Regions from separate parts of the Homo sapiens genome. Here all the other regions are linked to region 4. A link is an interaction called in ENCODE POLR2A ChIA-PET data of the cell type or tissue named here. Cell type or tissue: PC-9. All regions are shown on one strand. Region 1 has its middle 11 kb from the start of FAM3A. Region 2 holds the start of SLC10A3 (solute carrier family 10 member 3). Region 3 holds the start of RENBP (renin binding protein). Region 4 overlaps FLNA (filamin A). Region 5 overlaps G6PD (glucose-6-phosphate dehydrogenase).

Region 1 (4,000 bases), 160 kb after region 4:
TGACCTCTTTAGCTCGTTATTCCTTCTTGCATCTCAGATTGTTCCATCTAGTACTGGGTTTCTTCTGCTTGAGGCACACACTTTTTGGTGAGAAAATGTTGGTGGCAAATTCTTTGCTTTTGTTTGCACTTCACCATCATACTTGAAAGATTTTTTTTTTTTTAAGTCGGAGTCTCGCTCTTTTGCCCAGGCTGGAGTGCAGTGGCACAATCTAGGCTCACTACAACCTCTGCCTCCCGGGTTCAAGTGATTCTGCTTCAGCCTCCCACGCAGCTGGGATTACAGGCAAGCGCCACCATGCCTGGCTAATATTTGTATTTTTATTACAGACGGGGTTTCACCATGTTGTCTAGGCTGGTCTGGAACTCCTGACCTCAGGTGATCCGGCCACCTCGGCCTCCCAAAGTGCTGGGATCACAGGTGTGAGCCACCACGCCTGGCCAGCGACCATCATGCCCAGCCAGCCATCATTATATCTTCAAGTTTTGCTTCTGCCATACTTGCTGTCTTCTGTTTCTGTGAAATCAGTTAAATGTATGGAACACCTTCTCATTCTCCTTGCGGCTTCTTCCTCTGTCTTTAGTGTCTTCCCTGAACTTGTCTTTCTGGGTTGTATTCTGAATACATTCTTCTGAGCCAGTTTTTGGTTCCCGCATTCTCTCTTTGATGTTGCGTAATTTGCCACTAAACCAGTCCATCTACTTTTAAACTTACTAGCTCACATTTTACCTTTTTTGAGACAGGGTCTCACTATGTCGCCCAGGCTGGAGTGCAGTGGCTTGATCTTGGCTCACTGCAACCTCCACTTCCTGGCCTCAAGCGACCCTCCCATCTCAGCTTCCTGAGTAGATGGGACTACAGGCACTCGTCACCACACCTGGCTAGTTTTTGTATTTTTTGTAGACGTGGGGTCTCACCATGTTGCCCAGGCTGGCCTAGAACCCCTGGGCTCAAGCAATCTGTCTGCTTGATCCCTCCCAAAGTGCTGGGATTACAGGCATGAGCCACTGCACCCAGCTGTCCCACCACGACTTATTATTTCATTAGATCTGGTTAAGTACGGTTATTTTATGTCTGGCTAACAATTCCAGCGCCTGAAGACCTCACGATCTGTCGCTATTGCTCATTGTTTCTCTTGCAATGTTGTTTCCTGGTGCGCCCGGTTATCTCTGATGATGTGCTTGCCCTCATGCTTTAAAAAGTACCTGTAGGAGGAAGGAGTCTCTCCTGAGAGGGTTTGCTCTGGGTTCTGTCAGACAGGCAGAACCATCTGCATTGGGGAACTGCCCATCCAGGACCCCTTAAGCCAAGTGAAAGGCTTAAGGTTCCATGGTCAACCCTGGGAATTTGAACCCTGGGAACTTGAACCCTGGGAATTTGAACCCTGGGAATTTGAACCCTGGGAATTTGCACCCTGGCTCAGTTGCAATTCTGGGTTTCCTCTCAGTATGATGGGGCAGCAAGTTGGGGGCCTCAAGATTTGATTTCTGTCCTCTTCGCTTTATAGGGCTGTCAAGGAAAAGTTCCTGGGTGGGCAAAGGCAACTTGGGGGTTAATTTGTATCATGGGGTCCTAGTTTTCTCTGAAAATTTGGCCTTGCAAATGTGTGTGTGTGTGTGTGTGTGTGTATGAGTGTGTGTGTGTATATATATATATATTTATATATATATTTGAGACAGGGTCTTGCTGTGTGGCCCAGGCTGGAGTGCAATGGTGTGATCATGGCCCAAGTGAACCTCCCACCTCAGTCTCCTGAGTAGCTAGGACTACAGGCATGTGCCAACATGCCCGGCTAATTTTTGTATTATTGTAGAAACAGGGTTTCATCATGTTGCTCTGCTGGTCTGGAACTCTTGGGCTCAAGCAAAATGCCCAAAGTGCTGGGATTACAGGAGTGAGACACTGTGTCCAGCCATAGAGTCTCACTGTCCTTACAGAAAGCCAGAATTCAGTCTGCTTCTTGTTCCCTCAAAGCTTCCTCGAAGTGTTCTAGTGGAGGCGAGCAGTGAAGCTCTAGGAGGCAAGAGGCCTTCTCAGGGACCCCAGCTTTGGCCTGTATGTCTGGGTGTCGTCCTGGACTAGTCTGATCACGTCTCACAGCTGAGTTTCTCAGCTTCTCCTCCTGCAGTACAGGAAGGACAATCCCTTCCGACTGCTTCTCACAGGGAGAGGGCAGTGGTGAGCCTAGAAAATAAAGGCCCGAAGCCAGCCCCGCCCCATTTGTGCCTCTCCCTCCTCTCCTTTTCTGCTTCGCAGAGCAGACAATGCAACAGTCGCCCCCGCCCAGCTCAGCCTGAAGACCCCTTCTCCACTCCCATCCCTTTCTGGCTCAGCCACCCGGCAGTGGGCCAGGTTCGGATGGAGGGAGGGAGAGGAGCTGGAGAGAGTTTTAAGTACTCTCTGGGCTTCTCACATTGCTGGCTTCAGTGGTTGCTGGACGCAAATTGATGTGATGTCAGACACCGGCAGCAGAGAAGGAAGCTAAGGCATTTGGGTCTGTGCTGCTGTGGCACCTGGGACTCAGTGTGAAGGGATCAGGCTAGGTTTGAAATTCTCTTCCGGCTTAATAATTTGCAGGTCTGGGCTGGGAGGTAAAGCTCTGAGTACACTGCGAGTGTCAGGGGTCCGGCAGGGGGGCTCTTTCCAGCTCCTACCCACTCCCGCGTGGGGTGAAACCTTGAGAGATGAGACACCAATCCAGGGCCTCTGAAGACCCACGAGGTAGAGTGCACTTAACAGTAAATTGTGGGCTGGGTGCGGTGGCTCTTGCCTGTAATCCCAGCACTTTGAGAAGCCTAGGCGGGTGGATCACGGGGTCAAGAGATAGAGACCATCCTGACCAACATGGTGAAACCCCATCTCTACTAAAAATACAAAAATTAGCTGTGTGTGCTGGCGGGTGCCTGTAGTCCCAGCTACTTGGGAGGCTGAGGCAGGAGAATCACTTGACCCCAGGTGGTGGAGGTTGCAGTGAACTGAGATCGCGCCACTGCACTCCTGCACGCCAGCCTGGCGAAAGAGCAAGAGTCTGTCTCAAAAAAAAAAAAAAAGAAAAAGAAAAAAAGAAAAAAAAAAAGAGTAAATTGTGGCCAGGTGCGGTGGCCCATGCCTGTAATCCCAGCACTTTGAGAAGCCTAGGCGGGTGGATCACGGGGTCAAGAGATAGAGACCATCCTGACCAACATGGTGAAACCCCATCTCTACTAAAAATACAAAAATTAGCTGTGTGTGCTGGCGGGTGCCTGTAGTCCCAGCTACTTGGGAGGCTGAGGCAGGAGAATCACTTGACCCCAGGTGGTGGAGGTTGCAGTGAACTGAGATCACGCCACTGCACTCCTGCACGCCAGCCTGGCGAAAGAGCAAGAGTCTGTCTCAAAAAAAAAAAAAGAAAAAAAAGAAAAAAAGAAAAAAAAAAAGAGTAAATTGTGGCCAGGTGCGGTGGCCCATGCCTGTAATCCCAGCACTTTGGGAGGCTGAGGCGGGCGGATCACGGGAGTTCAAGATCAGCCTGGCCAGCATGGGGAAACCCCATCTCTACTAAAAATAAAAATTAGCTGGGCATGGTAGCGGGCGCCTGTAATACCAGCTACTCAGGATGCTGAGACAGAAGAATTGCTTGAACCTGGGAGGTAGAGGTTGCAGCGAGCAGAGATCGTGCCACTGCACTCCAGCCTGAGTGCCAGAGCCACACTCTGTCTCAAAAAACAAAAACAAAAACAAACAAAAAACCCGGTAAATTGCGGGGCCGAGTGCAGTGGCTCACGCCTGTAATCCCAGCACTTTGGGCCGCCAAGGCTGGGGGATCACCTAAGGTTAAGAGTTCGAGACCAACCTGCCCAACATGATGAAACCCCGTCTCTACTAAAAATACAAAAATTAGCCAGGCGTGGTGGCGTACACCTGTAGCCTCAGCTACTTGAGAGGCTGAGGCAGGAGAATCACTTGAACCCAGGAGGTGGAGGTTGCAGTGAGCCGAGATCACGCCAGTGTAGTCCAGACT
Region 2 (4,000 bases), 120 kb after region 4:
CCAGGCCCTCTGCGGCTTAGGAGAACATCCCCACTGGTGCTGTTGGGTTGTCCTGAGAAGGGTTCATGGGTGGGTCCCAGTCCTGTGCTGTCTTCCTTGATGGCAGGGCTGTCCCTGAGGAGGTAAGGGACACAGAGAGGCAGCTGGTGAGGGTCACTTACCCTGGAGGCCTTGGTCCAGCCATGTGTCTTACCTCTGAAGAGGGAGGCAGTCAAGAACCCAGGAGCATGGGGATCTGGAAGCCCACTGCTAAGAGTAAAACTCAGCAGGGACCCTTGCCCCACACTCAGGAATGGAGAGGCAATGCCTAGTGATGGCCCTTGAGTGCCATTCAGCTGTGGCTCCCTGGCCCACTCTACCTGCCCCTACAGTGACTCGATGAAGGTCCTGCTGGGAAGCAGGTCCTCCCTCCCCAGGGAAGTTGCCAGAAGGGGCGGCAGGAGTGGATCAGACAGAGCCACATGTCTACTGGGGGGGTTTCTCCTCCTTTTGTCAGAGCTCCCACTGGGCTGAGACTTTGACCTCCCAGAGCCACTGCGTTACATCTGAGAGGCTGTGCTCAGAGTGCAGGGCTCCTTCCCATGCCCACATGCGCCCCTACCAGAGCCTCAAACTCAGTGGAATTATGAGTGTTTCTAGCGGCCAGCAACACCCCCTTCCACTTCTCAATCTGGGCAGCGACCACCGTAGTGTCACATCACCTGCTAGAACTGGGGCAACCAGGATGGAGACACAACAGCTTTACATCACCCCTGTCAGTTGCCTCATGCACTGTTGTGTCCCAGTCCTAGAAGAGGACTGCCTCTATAGATCCTATCCGTCTTTGGCATTGGCCTCCCGTCATCTGAGACTGGGGTGAGGCAGAAGTAGGGAGCAGAGGTTAGGTTAAGCCAAAGGCTCATCCCGGCGAGCCTCCCCTATCCCTAGCTTAGGATGACATGGCCTCTGCTGGCTTGAAGTTCGGGTCACTTACCCTGGAGGCCTTGGTCCAGCCATGTGTCTTACCTCTGAAGAGGGAGGCAGGAAAACCAGTGGGGTGGGAGAGGCAAAGTACAGGAGCTAAGATGAAGGCACCAGGACTGAAGCCACCGGGGTGATACAAACCAGCTCAGAAGGGAAAGGCTAGGGGCCATCCACCCCATGCCCCATCCCTCCAGTAGGGCTGGCGGCTCTGAGTCACTCCAAGAGGGGTTTGGCCCAGATCCCACACCATTTCTGCTTGAGGGGCCGACAGAGTTTGAGCAGATGCACCCACAAGGCAGGGGAGGGAGTCCCGGCCCTTCCAAAACGGCCAAGTGTTCGGGGTAACTGGCAGTGCTAACAGGGGCTCCTCCCTACCTGGGAGTCCGGAAGTTGTCGGACGGGTGGCTAGCAGAGCTCGGGCGCGAACCTGGGAGGGAGGAAAGGAAGGGCACGCCGCCGTCCCACAGCCGGCGACCCGCTCGGGCCGTCTCGGAGTCTGGGGGGGCCCCTTACGCCATTCCTGGGCCCCGCGGCCCCGCCAGGCCTCGCAAACGCGCGGCGGCGGCGGCGGCCCTTCCCTGCCAGGCCCGGCCGGGCGCCCGAGTGGGCGATCGCGGAGCAGGGTCGGGGCCAGAGGCCGCCTCCCTTCCGGAGGCTCTCACCTGCCACAGCCACCGCGCAGCTTAGCTGCAGCGTCTGCCTGGCCGGCAGTCGCCCGCGAGCTCGGCCTGTCAGGGCCCCGCCCCACCGAAGCCCCTCCCTTCCCCGCCCCGCGCGTCAGGGCCCCGCCCCCCCCTCAGCGTCCAGCTCAACTCCGGCTGCTCGCTGGGCTCCGACCGGTTGTGACGTCTCTGGGAGTGACGCGCCGGCGCGGGCGCGGTGCGGGTGAGCTGGTCGGCGCTTGGCGCTGCCTGGACCAATCGCTTGGCAGCGCATCTGAAGCTGTTGTGATCGCTGGGGCGACCCGCTCTGGGAGGGAGCCCCAGGCATTCCCGATTACGCTGCGACCTCTAAAGGCAATGGGACAGAGGGTTAGACGTTAGCAGGGCTGGGTGCCCGGGGTTAGGGTTTTGGCCACGTTGCCGCTCAAGGTGCCCAGCCCTGGGGCCCCAGGGTTGAGTTTGACCGACCTGGACGCCAGGCTCTGTGCGGAGTTCCTCCTTTCGTTCAAGTATTGACCGAGCGCCTATTTCTATTTTATGTATTTATTTTCTGAGACTGAGTCTTGCTCTGTCACCCAGCCCGGAGTGCAGTGGCGCGATCTCGGCTCACTGCAACCTCCGCCTCCCTGCAACCTCCGCCTCCCGGGTTCAATCCATTCTCCTCTCTAAGCCTCCCGCGTAGCTAAGATTACAGGCGTCCGCCCCCGCGCCCGGCTAATTTTTGTATTTTTAGTAGAGACGGGGTTTCACCATGTTGGCCAGGTAGGTCTCGAACTCCTGACCTCGTGAGCCACCCGCCTCGGCCTCGCAAAGTTCTGGGATTACAGGCGTGAGCCACTGCGCCCGGCGTAGGCCAGTTTCTATACTGTGGAACATTAAGTGGACTTGTCTGCTTTTCCAAACTTTGGCGCCACTAGCAAGGTGCAGAGGCTTTGTGGTAAAGGAAGAGAAAGAAGGCAGAAAGTTGGGGAAAAATATGATGGGAATGTGTAGAAAGAAGGTCGGAAGGCAGTACAGAAGACAGTACAGAGTTGGGGGGGGGGGGATCATATGTTCCCAAAGCTTATTGGTGCAACTGGAATCAATCTGCACACTTCAACCTCTTGTCAAGACTGTGATGGAGTCGGAGGTATTTGCCCCGGGTAGGTGCACAAGACGCATGGTTGCAGATGTGGAAACAGAACAGAACAAAACCACCCACGTCTCTAATGTTTCAAATGAATGATATACATTTGTTTTTATTACTTATTTATTTATTTTTGAGACAGGGTCTCGCTCTGTCGCCTAGGCTGGAGTGCAGTGGCACAAGCTCGGCTGACTGCAACCTCCGCCTCCCGGATTCAAGCGATTCTCCTGCCTCAGCCTCCTGAGTAGCTGGGATTACAGGCGTGCGCCACTACCACCCGGCTAATTTTTATATTTTTTAGTAGAGACAGGGTTTGCCATGTTGGCCAGGCTGGTCTCAAATTCGTGACCTCAAACGATCCACCCGCCTCAGCCTCCCTAAGTGCTGGGATTACAGGTGTGAGCCACCGTGCCCAGCCAAATAATATACTTTTAATAAATTTATTGACATTTAAATTTATTTTAAAACTTTATTTATTTATTTAGAGACAGGGTCTCGCTCTGTTACCCAGGCTGGAATGCAGTAGTGCCATCATAATCACTGCAGCCTCGAACCCCTGGGCTCAAGCGATCTTCCCACCTCAGTATCCCAAGTAGCTGGGACTACAGGAGCATGCCACCATGCCCAGCTTAAAAAGTTTTTTTGGCCGGGTGCGGTGGCTAATGCCTGTAATCCTAGCACTTTGGGAGGCCGAGGCGGGCGGATCACGAGGTCAGGAGATTGAGACCATCCTGGCTAACACGGTGAGACCCCGTCTCTACTAAAAATACAAACAAATTAGCCGGGCGTGGTGGTGGGCGCCTGTAGTCCCAGCTATTTGGGAGGCTGAGGCAGGACAATCTCTTGAACCCCGGGTGGGGGGAGGTTGCAGTGAGCCGAGATCGCGCCACTCTCCTCCAGCCTGGGCAACAGAGTGAGACTCCCATCTCAAAAAAAAAAAAATTGATTTTTGTGTGTGTTTTACAAAGTTCAAGTTAGTATGTGCGTATAATATGAGCAAATATACATATGCTGAGGGTTGTTACAAGGGTTTGATGTGTGGATGATCAAAAACATTTGCAGCCATAGCTCTCAGCCATTGTTTAGCCTCCAGGGATCACTAAGGCAGAAGCGATTTGTGTGTTTGTACTTGGTGTTCTGGAAAGGTTGTTCTGTCCCTTTCAAATGGGGTTGAAGGGTCCTGATGGAAGTAGACAGTATTTAGACTAGGACAGGTGAAAGGGCTGGACTAGGCACATGCTGGGGCTGA
Region 3 (4,000 bases), 420 kb before region 4:
GCTACATCCTGTGCCATCCCCCTGGACACGGCCCTGGGGTGGGAGAGCCAATTCCTCTCCTGAACCCAGAGACACCTTCATCCAGGGCCTACTTGGGGCCTGGCACCCAGCGTCCAGTAGGGGCCAGTCAGATCCGCCCCACTCTGCTCCCAGTCTGGGGGTGCAGCCCCTTCCAGGCTGTGGGGTCAGGGTCTGGCAGCACAGGGAGCCCAGGGAGGAGGGAAGGGCCTTTTCCCAGTTGGGGGCAGGGCGTGGATAGGGCCCTCTCCGTCTGCGCCCCTGTGGGGGTAGGGGAGCGTTCAGAGGTGAAGGGGACTTGGCCCACAGATGGGTCCATGGGAGGGGACTTGCGTAGTGAGTGGGAATGCATCAGGTGGCCATGGCAGGGTCGCAGGGTGGGGTCTTCAGGGGCACCCTCCTCTCACACACCTGGTACCGCACTTCCCCTGTGGCTCTCCACAGCTCGTTCATGGCCATGGTGTAGAAACACTCACTGAAGATGGTTCGCTGCACCTTGACCGGGCGGCCGTCCCGAGTCAGCACAAAGGCACACTTCTTGCCAGGAGGTGCCACCCGGGCATACCGCAGCAAGAACTCACCACCTGGAGGTTGGGGGGTTGGCATGCCAGGGGTAAGGCCAGGACGCCCCGCACACACCACCCTTGAGCCTCCCCAAGTCCTTCGCTGCTTCTAGATCCCTCTAGGAACTCCGCACATGTGCCCTGTTGAGTAAACATGGACGGAGTCACTGGGAGATGGGCAGGAAGGGGGCACCTACCTGCTTTTGCTGCGTCCAGAAGCTGAGCATGGCGGAAGCGCTCGAAAGTGCGGTACAGGCGACAATACATCCATACCTGCGGGGTACGGGAGGGAAAGTGGCTTAAGTGGCCGGCTGGGGTGAGGTGGGGAGACCTTTGAGGCGATGGGCCGTGTGCCTGAGCTTCCAGGCTGGGAACACCATACCTGCCTCCCCTGCAGCCACACATACTTGAGGTCATCATACACCCGCCCCTCGCGGCCAAGGCACGTGAAGAAGCCCCTGTGGGAAGGCAGGGTTAGCAAAGTCTGGAACGGGCCTTGCCAGCCCCTCCTGCCCCTCTGGGGCCAGCAAATCTGTGAGGTGCCTGAGAGTGAGAAGGGGCCTCAGGAAGGGCAAAAACCCTGCTGAGGACTCCAGAAGCACGCCGAGTACCCGTGCTCCTGGTCGTGGGAGTGCTCCATCCAGAAAGCCACCACGCGGTCCAGCTCCTGCCCCACGCGCTCCTTCCAGGCCTGCAGAGTCTCTCGCTCTTTCTCCATGTCCTAGGGGAAATGGGGCTTGAAGGCGCAGCCCCCACATGGGACCTAGGCCCCCCCAGCCTCGGGAACCAGCCCTCAGGGATCTCCCCACCTCTGCACGGGGCTTCAGACGTCACCATCCCCGGGACCCTCCAAGACAGCACTCCCCCCAAGCACCCCACCACTGGCCTGTCGCGCTGGGAGACCCTTGCTCATCCCTCCTGCTCCTCTAGGAAGCCAGACAGAGTTGGTCGCGGTCCCGTGACTGTCACTCAGCTGACACAGCCGCGCCCGGCTCACCCTCCCCCTCCTCTTCAGGGTTCCGCTGGGCCTGGGGCGGGGCTTTGAGCCCGACCCCCGCACTTGTTCCTGCCGCGACCCTCCACTCGAATGGGCCAGTCCCTCCAGGGCCCCTGCTGGGAGCTCTGGTCTCAAGATCCTGCTTGGTGGGAAAAGCTGGGATGGCCGGAGGGTCTGGGATGAGGGGGAACGGGGCTGCCACCCACCCCGCCCTACACCAGGGGCCCCGGCAGGGCGGCTGAGGGCCTTGGCCCTACCAAGCCTGTGGGGCAGGGGTGCAGCAGGACAGGGAACAGCTAGTGGGCCTGAATGCAGAGGTCCCTCTGACCTGTCACCACACAGGGTAGACAGGAGGCAAGTTCTGTTTTTGTTGTTGTTGTTGTTGTTTGTTTCTTTGTTTTTTGAGACAGTGTCCTGTCGCCCAGGCAGCTCACTGCAGCCTTGACCTGCCAGGCTCAAGCGATCCTCCCACCTCAGCCTCCTGAGTAGGTGGGACCACAGGTGTGGGCCACCATGCCTGGCTAATTTTTGTATTTTTAGTGGAGACAGGGTTTTGCAATGTTGCCCAGGCTGGTCTCGAACTCCTAAGCTCAAGCGATCCTCCTGCGTCAGCCTCCCAAAGTGCTGGGATTACAGGCGTGAGCCACCGCACCCAGCCTAGCAAGTCCTCTCTTTTGAATCAGTTTGTCACCAACTACCTCAACAGTCAGTAATGGGCAGCCATTGGCGCTAATTTTTTTTTTTTTTTTCCCAAGATGGGGTCTTGCTCTGTCGCCCAGGCTGGAGTGCAGTGGCATGATCTTGGCTCACTATAACCTCCGCTTCCCGGGTTTAAGCAATTCTCCTGCCTCGGCCTCTGGAGTAGCTGGGATTACAGGTGCCTGCCACCATGCCTAGCTAATTTTTTTTTTTTTTTTTTTTTTTTTTTTAGTAGACGGTTTTTCACCATGTTGGCCAGGCTGGTCTCAAATTCTTGACCTCGTGATCCACCTGCCTCGGCCTCCCAAAGTGTTGGTATTACAGGTGTGAGCCACCGCGCTCGGCCTTGGCACTGACTTCTTTACACAAGTGACACAGCTCTAAGGCCAGACAGTAACTGCAGGTAACAGCCCACACCCCCCTTCTCTGGGCCTGTTTTCCAGCTGCCCAGATCTGTCTGTAGCTCTATGACTGACCCGATGATGCTACAAGGCAGCTGGGCTGAGGTGGTTCCTACCTTCCAGGCCAACAGTGCACAAAATGGGTTCCAGCCTCTGGGCGTGGGTACTGCACTGCTGGTCTTTGATGCCACAGTGGCTGTCTCAGTCCCTGCTGCAGGCTGACCCACCCAACCCCAAACAGTTCCCCTTTGGGGTGCTTGGTAATGAGGCTGATGCCCTGGCAGCTGGGGAGGCATCCTCTGTGTGCTCCCACCCACCCTCGGCCTCGGCTCATGCTCAGGGGATGAGCTTTGTGCCCAGCCGGGCTGTATCTACCTGCCCTGCTCACAGGCCTGTCATGTTCACATTCATGTCCAGCCTCCCTCCTGCCTCCCCAGACTGAGTGGTGCCCTCAGACGGAAACGCGGTATTTTCAGATAAACACCAGAGGCATGACTGATGTGGCCCTTGCCTTGTGGAGTGTGATGCAGCCGCGGTGAGACAAGTGAGCTGAAGGAATGCGGAGGGTGGGTAGCCCCACAGGTGCCAGCTACAGAAGTGGGGTAGGAAGAAGCCTTGTACCACCCCCACCAGGCGAAGCGCCCACAACGCCATTTGCCAAAGGTATGGCAAATCCGCAAGGCCCCTCGGTTCTGGGGCCAGCCCCATGTGGCCCCTGGCCTCCACCAGCCCCAGCCATGACTCCTACCGCTCTGCTCTGAAGGACACTTTCCCACCCCTCTCCTTGGGCCTCTGCGAGGCTAGGCTCCAAGGCAGGTCACAGTTGGTGCGGTGGGTAAGACAGAGCCATGGCTCCTGGTGTCAAGCCCTGGCCAGTCTGCTTCCCCCCACCCCCACATGACACAGCAGACCCCACAGGACAGAGGCTTCCCAGAAGAGGTCGCATTCGACAGGGCCTTGCACACACACCCATGCCACAGGTGGAGACACGGAGGCTTTGGTTACTCCAGGAGCTTCTGGTAGCGGAGTGCCTGGGTGCTCTGAGAGGAAGGCTGGGCAGTAGAGGTGTGTAGGGGAAACAAAGGCAGGCGGCAGGGGCTTGGAGGGGGCGGGGAATGCAGGTGCGCCAGGAGCACCAGGCCCCAGAAGCAGGGTGTCACTCCCCTCAGACCCGCCTAGGCCTGTGCTGCTCCGGCCACCTTGCCCCGGAGCTTTCTGGGCCTCCTGGTACAAATTCAGCCCACGGGATCCCAGCTGTCCTACCGACCCAGCTGCTAGGTGGTCAGTCTGGATCACAAGCTCTTGCTTCTTCCCCTTGGGGG
Region 4 (4,000 bases):
AAGACCGCTGGATGCTACCTCCCCGAGGACCCCACGCAGCAGGCTTCTGTGACTGGAGGAACCTATTAGCATTCTCTTGTCGTTTTCACTAGTCCCAAAAACCCACTCTTGTCTGACTCTTGGGTGGCTTGATCACCTAGCCGCCATGTAACCCAAGACCCCTGGGGACCGCCACGTTTAGATGGGACACTGTCTTATGGGGAAGACGTTGGCACACGGGTGCACCCCTGGTGGGGCTCCCTCACCTGGCCCGTAGGCACGGGCTTTCTTCGGGTTCAGTTTGGGCCGCAAGGGAGCCCCTGGCTTCAGCTTGGCCTTGGGGAACTGGGACAGGTAGGTCATGACAGAGTGCTCGTCCACGTTGGGGTCCACAATCTCCTCGGGGGTGATCACCTGTCACAGGCAGAAAACAGGAGCCATCGGGCCTCCGAGTCTCTCCCAACTGCCGATCCGGTCCCCTACAGCTGTAGCCAGGCCGGGCGGGTGTACCTGGGGGATGCCCAGCCAGTCATCCGCCTGCTGCATGGCCTCTCGCGCATTGGTAACGGGCTTGCTGGCGTCCCAAGAGTCCCAGTCAGGACACAGGCCTGTGGCGCAAGGGAGGCTGTGAGTCTGGGGGCCGCAGAACCCCCTCAAGGGCCACCCATGGGTGACCCCAGCCCAGTCTCTCCTGCCTCTGCGCCCCCTCACCCGGGGCACAGCTGTCCACCAGGGCGCCCAGGGCCCGGCCGCTCTGCCAGTCCCGGCTGAAGTTGGTGATGGGCAGCTGCGGCAGCTTGTTCTGGATCCAGCCCAGGAGCCTCTGCTTGGGGGTCTGCTTCTTGGCCTCCTCATCCTCCTCCTCGTCCCACATGGGCATGGAGATGGAGTAGTGCAGGATCAGGGTCCAGATGAGGCCCAGGATCAGCTTCAGGTTCCCGTCCACGATGGCCTTGCTGTCTGTGAGTAGAAGAGTGGCCACGCTGGGCACACGGCTGTGCGGGAGGGGCCGATCCCAGGCTTTGGGGTCAGGGTCTGGCAGCACGGGGTAGCAGGGGCCAAGGAGGAGGTAGACACCCCCTCTTGGCCAGTGGTAGGATGTGGATGAGGCCCTCTCTGCCCAGGGTCCCAGGGGGTGTTCAGAGGTGAAGGAGACTTTGGGGTGAGGGCAGATACACACAGACACACACACACGATGCCAGCAGGGTATGATTACTGCCAGAAGCCCTGGGCCCAGAGGAAGGGCAGAGGGCAGACCCAGCCTGCAGATGGGCAGCTCTGGAGAACAGCTGGACAGTGTCCACAGCTGCCAGAGCAGGGGTCCGCCACACACCTCAGGGGCCTATGGGGAACCAGGAGGAGGAGGCTGACTCCAGCTGGCCCAGAATCCAGGGCCCATGACCTGGAGTGGGGCTGGGGCTGAGGAAGAGGAAGGTGGGTGGCCCTGGGTGGTTGGGAAATACAACTGTTGTTCCAGGGTGGGTGGGGTGAGGCAGGGGAAGTGGGGGAGTTGGGCAAACGCCCTTTGGGTGAGGGATTGTGACCCCCGCCACCACCCCCACTTCCTCTACCACCTCGAAGACTCAAGCTTGGAGTTGGGAGGCCACAGGCCTAGCCAGGGGAGGGGCCCAGAGCCCAAAGGAACCAGCAGTTGGGCCACATGGCCCTGACTCACTGGGGCCCATCGGGAGATGCCGGGGTGGCAGCAGGAGACACTGGGAACCCCCTTGCCACCCACTGCCTGACCCACTTGCCACCTAACGGGCCTCTGGGCCTCGGCAGGCTCGCCACAGGGGAAGTGGTTAGGGCGGGTCCCTGACACCCCCCATCACCATGGCAACCCTGCTGGGCTCTGGGCCCCACCCAAGGCTACTTCTGGGTCTCAGGCTCAAGGCAGGATGGCTCATCTTTAGAAGCCCTGTCAGCCTCCCCCATAATCAGACAAAATACTTCTCTGGTGAGTCAACTAGGGGGCGGGCCTATGAGGAGGGGCTGGGCTGTCCATGGCAGCTGCTTCCCAGCCCAGCAGGCAGCACCTGGAGGGCCAGGTGAGCCGCTCAGAGTGGCCTCCCCAGTTCCCAGGTTGGTCCTGGCCCCACGAGGCTGCCTTTCACTCTCCCCAAATGGCAGCAGGGAGGGGGACTCGGAGAGGACCAAGGGTGCAGGGCCAGGGAACAAGGCCAGCCAGGGCTTCCCATCAGGCCCCCACCCCAGTCCAGCCTCAGACCCCTCAACGACCCCCACACGGGGAGCAACCAGGCCCACCAGGTCCATGTTAGGCCAGCCTACTCCGTCCCCATCCCCCTCCCAAAAGAGAGAGGGAAGGACCAGGGCCCAGGGCTGGGAGACTGTCTGGCTGGATGGCCCCGCCCCATCCCACCCCCCTTTCCCCAGCCCCTGGGCCAGCCAACCCCTCCCTCCCCTAATCACTGCTGCTTTCCAACATTTTTTTGCCTTATATGGCAAAGCTCTGGGAACTAGGCCTGCTCCAGCCAGCTCACAAGGAGGAGGGGAGCTGGGAGGAGGGAGGAGACCCCCCCTAAAGAGCTGGGGTGTGGCCCGCCTCCCCACATCCGGTCGCCCCCCCTACCATCCAGGACTGAGATGACTCAGCTTGGCTAGACTGAGGCTGGGACTTGTGGGGGTGGGCCTGCCCCTCGCCTCAACTGGCATTCCAAAGAAAGAACTTTGGTTCTTGGGATCTGCCCTCTGAGTGGCTGGGGGAACCCAAGTCTTGGTCCCTCACTTTCTTGGGTTCAGCAAGGGCCATTCCAGGGCTGCAGGGTAACTGGAAGGCCTCTCAATTCTGAAGAAGAGAAGACTCATCATCCCTCTCCTCTCCCTGTTCCACATCACCCCCGAGTCACCCATTCTGGGGCCTGCCCTCTCATGCAGCCCCTATCTTGAGAACGAATTGGGCTGCTGCAGCAGGCCTGGTCAATGCCAGCCTCTCCAGTCCAGTGACACAGACACTGGGCTGGCACAATGCACGCTGGAGCATCTACCAACCAACTCCTGCGTGCTACACGCAGAAAAGCAAGGCCTACATGGAAGCAAGAGTTTGGCCCAAGATGAAGAGAAAAGTTGGCGTCCAAGTAGTCTACAAGCCAGGTCTCTCAGTCAACCACGCCCAACTCACCCCGGGTGCAGTTTTGCTAACTATGCTTCTTTCTGGCCCCCAGGTTGCCTGTGTGTGTGTGGGGGGGTAGATCTAAACTGGTGGTTGGAGCCATCTCCGATGGGCGACCCATCCTCCAGGGACACAAAGAGCCCAGAGCCCCAGACAATGGGACGCACGAGCTCCAACCCACACTTCAGAACCAACGGGCCTCTGAAGGCCAGAGGGCCCTCTCTAAACAGCTGTGGGGGGAGAGCCCGGGCCTCCTCCTCCTCGGGGACGGGGCGCAGGGCCAGGAGCCTGCCCAGTGCCCGACCCCCCAGGCCCACTCCCACCGCGAGCACAGCCGCGGAGGCGCGGCCTGCGGAGGATGTGAGTTCAGCCTGGGCGCCGGCCAGCCGGGGCGCAGCGGGCGGGGGCGCGTAGCGGTTCGCACGCCCGGCCGGCCAGCCAGCCAGCCCGCGCGCCTTTGTTCTGCAGGCCCGCGTGGAGCAGAGCAGCCGGAGGCCTCGGGAGTTGCGCTGCGGCCCGGAAGGGGGTGGTTTGGAGGGGTCCGCCCGGGGAGATGGAAGGACGCACGGAGTCCCCGCCCCCGCCCGCCCGGCGCTTCGGGGCGTCCCTCACCGATGGACACCAGTTTGATGCTCTCGCGGTCCAGGAACTCGAGCGCCACCGACACGTTCTCAAGCTGCATTTGGCGGAAAGTGGGCCGCTGGTTGTGCTTGCGGTGCATCTTCTTCTGGCTGAGCACCTCCAACAGCGCGATAAGCCGCAGCCCGTCGCTCAGGTCCGTCTGCAGGTTGGCGATGCGCTTGCTCACGCACTTCAGGTGCTCGTTGCACCAGCGCGTGAAAGTGTTCTGCTGGATCTTCTTCCACGGCGCGTCCTCCGCCAGGTCCTTCT
Region 5 (4,000 bases), 170 kb after region 4:
GAAAATGGCTGAAGTTGAGCTGTGAGGTGGTGCGGGTGCTCCCTCTGATCAAGTGAAACACACACCTATCCTGTGACCTGGCCGTTCCACCCCAAGAGAAATGAAAGTGCAAGTCCACACAAAGACCTGCACACGAATGGTCACAGCAGCCTTGGTTCATAGCGGCCCCAAACTGGAAACAAGTCAAACACTTGAATTAACATGTGACCCGGCAAACTGTGCATTCATACAACGGATACTACTCAGCAACACTGGGAAATCTCAGCATCAGAGATGCAACCCATTGTGACAGAAATCAGATCAGCGGTTGCCTGGAGCAGGGCAGATTGGCTGGGAATGGGTACCCAGGAACTTTCTGGGGAGATGACGATGGCCTTTATTGTGATGAGGGTGTACAGCCAATTGTACAGTTAAGATTTGCGCACCAACAAAAGACGGCGAGAAAACCAACAATGGAGCGGAGGGTGGGGAGTGGGTCAGAAATGACCCTTTGAGGGCCAGTGACTGTGAGAGCCCCAGGTGAGGGGGCTTCCTGGGTGCAGAGCATATTCTGTTTCTTGATCTAGGAGCAGTTTCTGTGGCTGTGCTGAGTTTGTGAAAAGTCATCAACAAGCTAGACCTGCACCATCTGTGTTCTTCATGACATGTATTTCTTTTTTTTTTTGAGACGGAGTCTCACTCTGTCGGCCAGGCTGGAGTGCAGTGGCGTGATCTTGGCTCACTGAAATCTCCACCTCCTGGGTTCAAGCCATTCTCCTGCCTCAGCCTCCTGAGTAGCTGGGACTCCAGGCACCTGCCACCACGCCCGGCTAATTTTTGTATTTTTACTAGAGATGGGGTTTCGCCATGTTGGCCAGGCTGGCCTCAAACTCCTGACCTTGTGATCCACCTGCCGTGGCCTCCCAAAGTGCTGGCATTACAGGCGTGAGCCACCGTGGCCGGCCCATGACATATATTTCAATAAAACATGGTAAAAACTAATAGTCTGGGCGTGGTGGCTCATGCCTGTAACCCCAGCACTTTGGGAGGCTGAGGAGGGTGGATCACCTGAGGTCAGGAGTTCGAGACCAGCCTGGCAAACATGGTGAAACCCCGTCTCTACTAAAAATACAGGCCAGGCGCGGTGGCTCATGCCTGTAATCCTAGCACTTTGGGAGGTTGAGGTGGGTGGATCACGAGGTCAGGAGATTGAGACCATCCTGGCCAACATGGTGAGACCCCGTTTCTACTAAAATACAAAAAATTAGCTGGATGTGGTGGTGCGCGCCTGTAGTCCCAGCTACTCGGGAGGCTGAGGCAGGGGAATTGCTTGAACCTCGCAGGTGGAGATTGCAGTGAGCCAAGATTGCGCCACTGTACTCCAGCCTGGTGAAAGAGCAAGACTCCATCTCAAAAAAAAGAAAAAACAAAAATTAGCTGGATGTGGTGGCAGGCACCTGGAATCCCAGCTACTCAGGAGGCTAAGGCAGGAGAATCACTTGAATCCAGGAGACGGAGGTTGCAGTGAGCCAAGATTGCGCCACCAAACTCCAGCCTGGGTGACAGCAAGACTCCATGTCACGAAAAAAAAAAAAAAAAAACACATGCTCTTCGAAGCAATCAGGCACTGCAACCATGGATGGGTCCATTTCTACAAACCATTACAGAATGGGGGCCATGCCACCAGGTCAAACGCCCTCACCCAGAGCCAGGCAGTTAGGAAGCCACCACAGGGCTTCCAGGAGGGCAACTGCTATGGTGTGGGTGCCTTGTGTGCTTGCGCTCTTCAGGGGCCCTGCTCCACTTCTGATGCTCCTCAGGTGAGCTCGGTGCCAGGACTACAGCGACACGGACCTCTCACTGCTGCACCCTTCAAAGTCCAGCAGACAACCCCTCGCCCTGGGGTAGGAGCTCCTCTACTCAGCTCCTCACAGCACCTGCCATCAGTGGGGCTGGGGAGGGGAACGTTGCCCATGTCACATCAACTCACGGCTGGCCCCACACAGAAAGGGTCAGCTTACTGGGAACTAACTGGACCCTGAAATAAACGGAAAGAACCACAGCCTGCAAATACCTCTAAGCCTCACTCAAAGCAGGTCATGTTTGCTCATGACCAAATTCCGGAAGACTGGGAGGCATCGGGACAGACTCCAGAAAGGTACTGGTGGCAGGGGACTGGTCTGCTGAGTCACAGCAACCCCACGCTCCAGGCCGTTTGTTCCTGCTGCTCCCTTTGGGATTAACTAGAGATTGAACCGGCTCACCTTGTTTCAGCTCAGGCCCTGCAACCGACCGACCGTCTGCTGGGCTCCAAGTCACCTGAGAGGCGAGGTGAGGTAAGACGGACAGTAGGGGTGGGGTAAGGCAGGCCGCTCTCTCCCATGGTGACAGGGAGCTAAGCTGAGCTGAGCCGGACTGAGCTGCTCTCCTCAGGACTCAGGGGTAGCCCTGCCCTCCCAGCTGGCTGCGATGCTCTAGTGGGACTTTCTGGAGGAACAAACATGGGAAGACATCGGGAAACCTGACAGCTTGGTCAAGAGTCTACTCGTGCCATGTGGGTGGGGGCAATTCAAGGGGTCCTTAGTGAAAAGCAGTTGGGAGCTTCTCATCTTCCCCACGCCCTCCTCTTTCCTGAGGACCACAGCAGGGGAGGGATCTGCCCAAGGACACAAGGTGACTTAGTAGAAGCAGGGCATGATGAAGATCTCTAGCCACCAACATCTGGCTAGGCCAGGGCAAAGGGACCTGGGCCATGACCTGTCTGTTTTATAAACCGAAATCGCTGCAGCCCTTGTCTTGGCATGAGGGTTTCATGGTAGAGCACGATGCCTGCTGGAGGGCCAGCGGGGGTGGGCCATCCCATCCCCAAGGGTCACTGGGGTTAAGGACCTGCCCAGACTCCCTGGGTGGAGCCCTGGGCCTTGGCAGGGGCCCAGCTGGTTCCTGGCCACTGGGGCCAGAGAACCTGGGGGCTGCTGAGTTAGTTCAGCTGAAAAACCAACAAAAGGGCCTCCCTGCTATACCCGGGGGCTCATGAGTCACCGGGGCTTTGGGGGAGTGCCAACATCATCATGACACAGCAAGAATCTTATCAGACCAATGGGGAAGTCAGCCCAGAAATGTTCTGAGGAAAGGGGAGGCGGGGGCCGCTGGGTCATCCCTCCCACAGGCCCATCATTGGGATGCGTCCTGAACGCCCATCAAGCCCATGGCCCTTGTGATCCAGGTGGGGAAACTAAGGCCCAGAGAAGTGAGGACCCCGCAGACTATCAATCCCAGTCTCTTCCCCTCACTCCCTGTGAAGCTCTCCAGCATCATCGAGGTCCCATCAGGTGGGGAAAGATGCTGTTCCAGGCGCACACTAGTCTACAAGGCCAGAGCTTTCTGGAAGGGGGCAGTAAGTACCTCGGCTCCCTTTCTGGTAGGGGTGGGAGTCCTGAGAAGGCAGGAAGTGGCCCACTTGGTAACTCTGAGGTGCCATCAGGGCCCCCAGGAAGGAAGCTGGGTGTGTGGGCAAGTGTGAGGTAAGCTGGCCAGGGAGGAGGAAGGGACAGAGGAAGGCCACGTGGGTCCAGCCTGCCCCAGGGTGTCCTGCTTGCCCAGGCTGTGGGTCTGCCAGCCACTTGCCTGCTTTCAGTTTCTAGGTCATGCTGAGCTTGTTCCCAACTCGGGGCTCCGGGCATTTGCTCTTCCTTCTGTGTTTGTGCTCTCCCGGCCCTCTTTGTGGGATCTATGCGCTTTGGGGGACTGGGGACACAGGGCCCATGTGTATCTTCTGAAACACACGTCAGCCTGAACTCTTGCTGGTCTGCTTACTTGCCGTGGTTCCCTGGCCGCAATAGCACATAGGTCCCATGAGGAGGGCAGGGACTGGCTGCTGTGGCCCAGAAGTACCCAATCGCTGTCTGCTCAATGAACGGAGAATGGGCTGCTTTCCTGGAACAGCAGATTCTAGGATCACGTGCCCTCAAGTGCCACCCTGCCTACCTCCCGCACCGAGTGAGGCATCAGGCGTGGAAGA

The links. Peaks named below come from ENCODE experiments on the same cell type or tissue, not always from the same donor. Only the 100,000 strongest peaks of a DNase experiment are listed, where the experiment ranks them.
Region 1: POLR2A ChIA-PET joins it to region 4 with 27 read pairs; 16 of 35 experiments call an interaction of 5 or more read pairs at or near these places.
Region 2: POLR2A ChIA-PET joins it to region 4 with 14 read pairs; 16 of 35 experiments call an interaction of 5 or more read pairs at or near these places.
Region 3: POLR2A ChIA-PET joins it to region 4 with 11 read pairs; 4 of 35 experiments call an interaction of 5 or more read pairs at or near these places.
Region 5: POLR2A ChIA-PET joins it to region 4 with 12 read pairs; 19 of 35 experiments call an interaction of 5 or more read pairs at or near these places.

Annotation. Positions count from the first base shown.
Region 1 is chrX:154,525,136-154,529,135 of GRCh38, forward strand. No RefSeq gene overlaps it. Among named protein-coding and RNA genes, the nearest start is that of FAM3A, 11 kb to the left of the region's middle. RefSeq lists an enhancer at 1,709-1,858. In PC-9, CTCF peaks have their summits at 2,135 and 2,334; DNase peaks (open chromatin) are centred at 666, 2,176 and 2,426; H3K27ac peaks cover 1,042 bases.
Region 2 is chrX:154,488,969-154,492,968 of GRCh38, forward strand. It overlaps SLC10A3 (solute carrier family 10 member 3), which reads right to left and starts at 1,661. Exons shown (of 2, transcript NM_019848.5): 1 at 1,339-1,661; 2 at 1-114. RefSeq lists a silencer at 1,384-1,893. In PC-9, no CTCF peak of the experiment used is centred here; a DNase peak (open chromatin) is centred at 1,833; H3K4me3 peaks cover 2,114 bases; H3K27ac peaks cover 693 bases.
Region 3 is chrX:153,943,117-153,947,116 of GRCh38, forward strand. It overlaps RENBP (renin binding protein), which reads right to left and starts at 1,527. Exons shown (of 11, transcript NM_002910.6): 1 at 1,468-1,527; 2 at 1,193-1,302; 3 at 964-1,039; 4 at 779-854; 5 at 430-602. The coding sequence starts at 1,494. RefSeq lists enhancers at 1,370-1,499, 1,679-2,442 and a silencer at 1,710-1,769. In PC-9, no CTCF peak of the experiment used is centred here; no DNase peak of the experiment used is centred here.
Region 4 is chrX:154,367,152-154,371,151 of GRCh38, forward strand. It overlaps FLNA (filamin A), which reads right to left. Exons shown (of 48, transcript NM_001110556.2): 2 at 3,722-4,000; 3 at 691-939; 4 at 490-587; 5 at 246-393. Among named protein-coding and RNA genes, the nearest start is that of FLNA, 5.5 kb to the right of the region's middle. RefSeq lists enhancers at 1,228-1,755, 1,695-1,834, 1,756-2,281, 3,864-4,000 and silencers at 2,275-2,354, 3,295-3,594. In PC-9, no CTCF peak of the experiment used is centred here; DNase peaks (open chromatin) are centred at 1,930 and 2,500; H3K4me3 peaks cover 2,379 bases; H3K27ac peaks cover 1,918 bases.
Region 5 is chrX:154,539,077-154,543,076 of GRCh38, forward strand. The region is part of intron 2 of G6PD (glucose-6-phosphate dehydrogenase); the gene reads right to left. It also overlaps a transcript of IKBKG not described here. Among named protein-coding and RNA genes, the nearest start is that of G6PD, 5.8 kb to the right of the region's middle. RefSeq lists enhancers at 2,458-3,657, 3,530-3,789, 3,660-4,000. In PC-9, no CTCF peak of the experiment used is centred here; DNase peaks (open chromatin) are centred at 2,215, 3,025, 3,535 and 3,915; H3K4me3 peaks cover 2,374 bases; H3K27ac peaks cover 3,900 bases.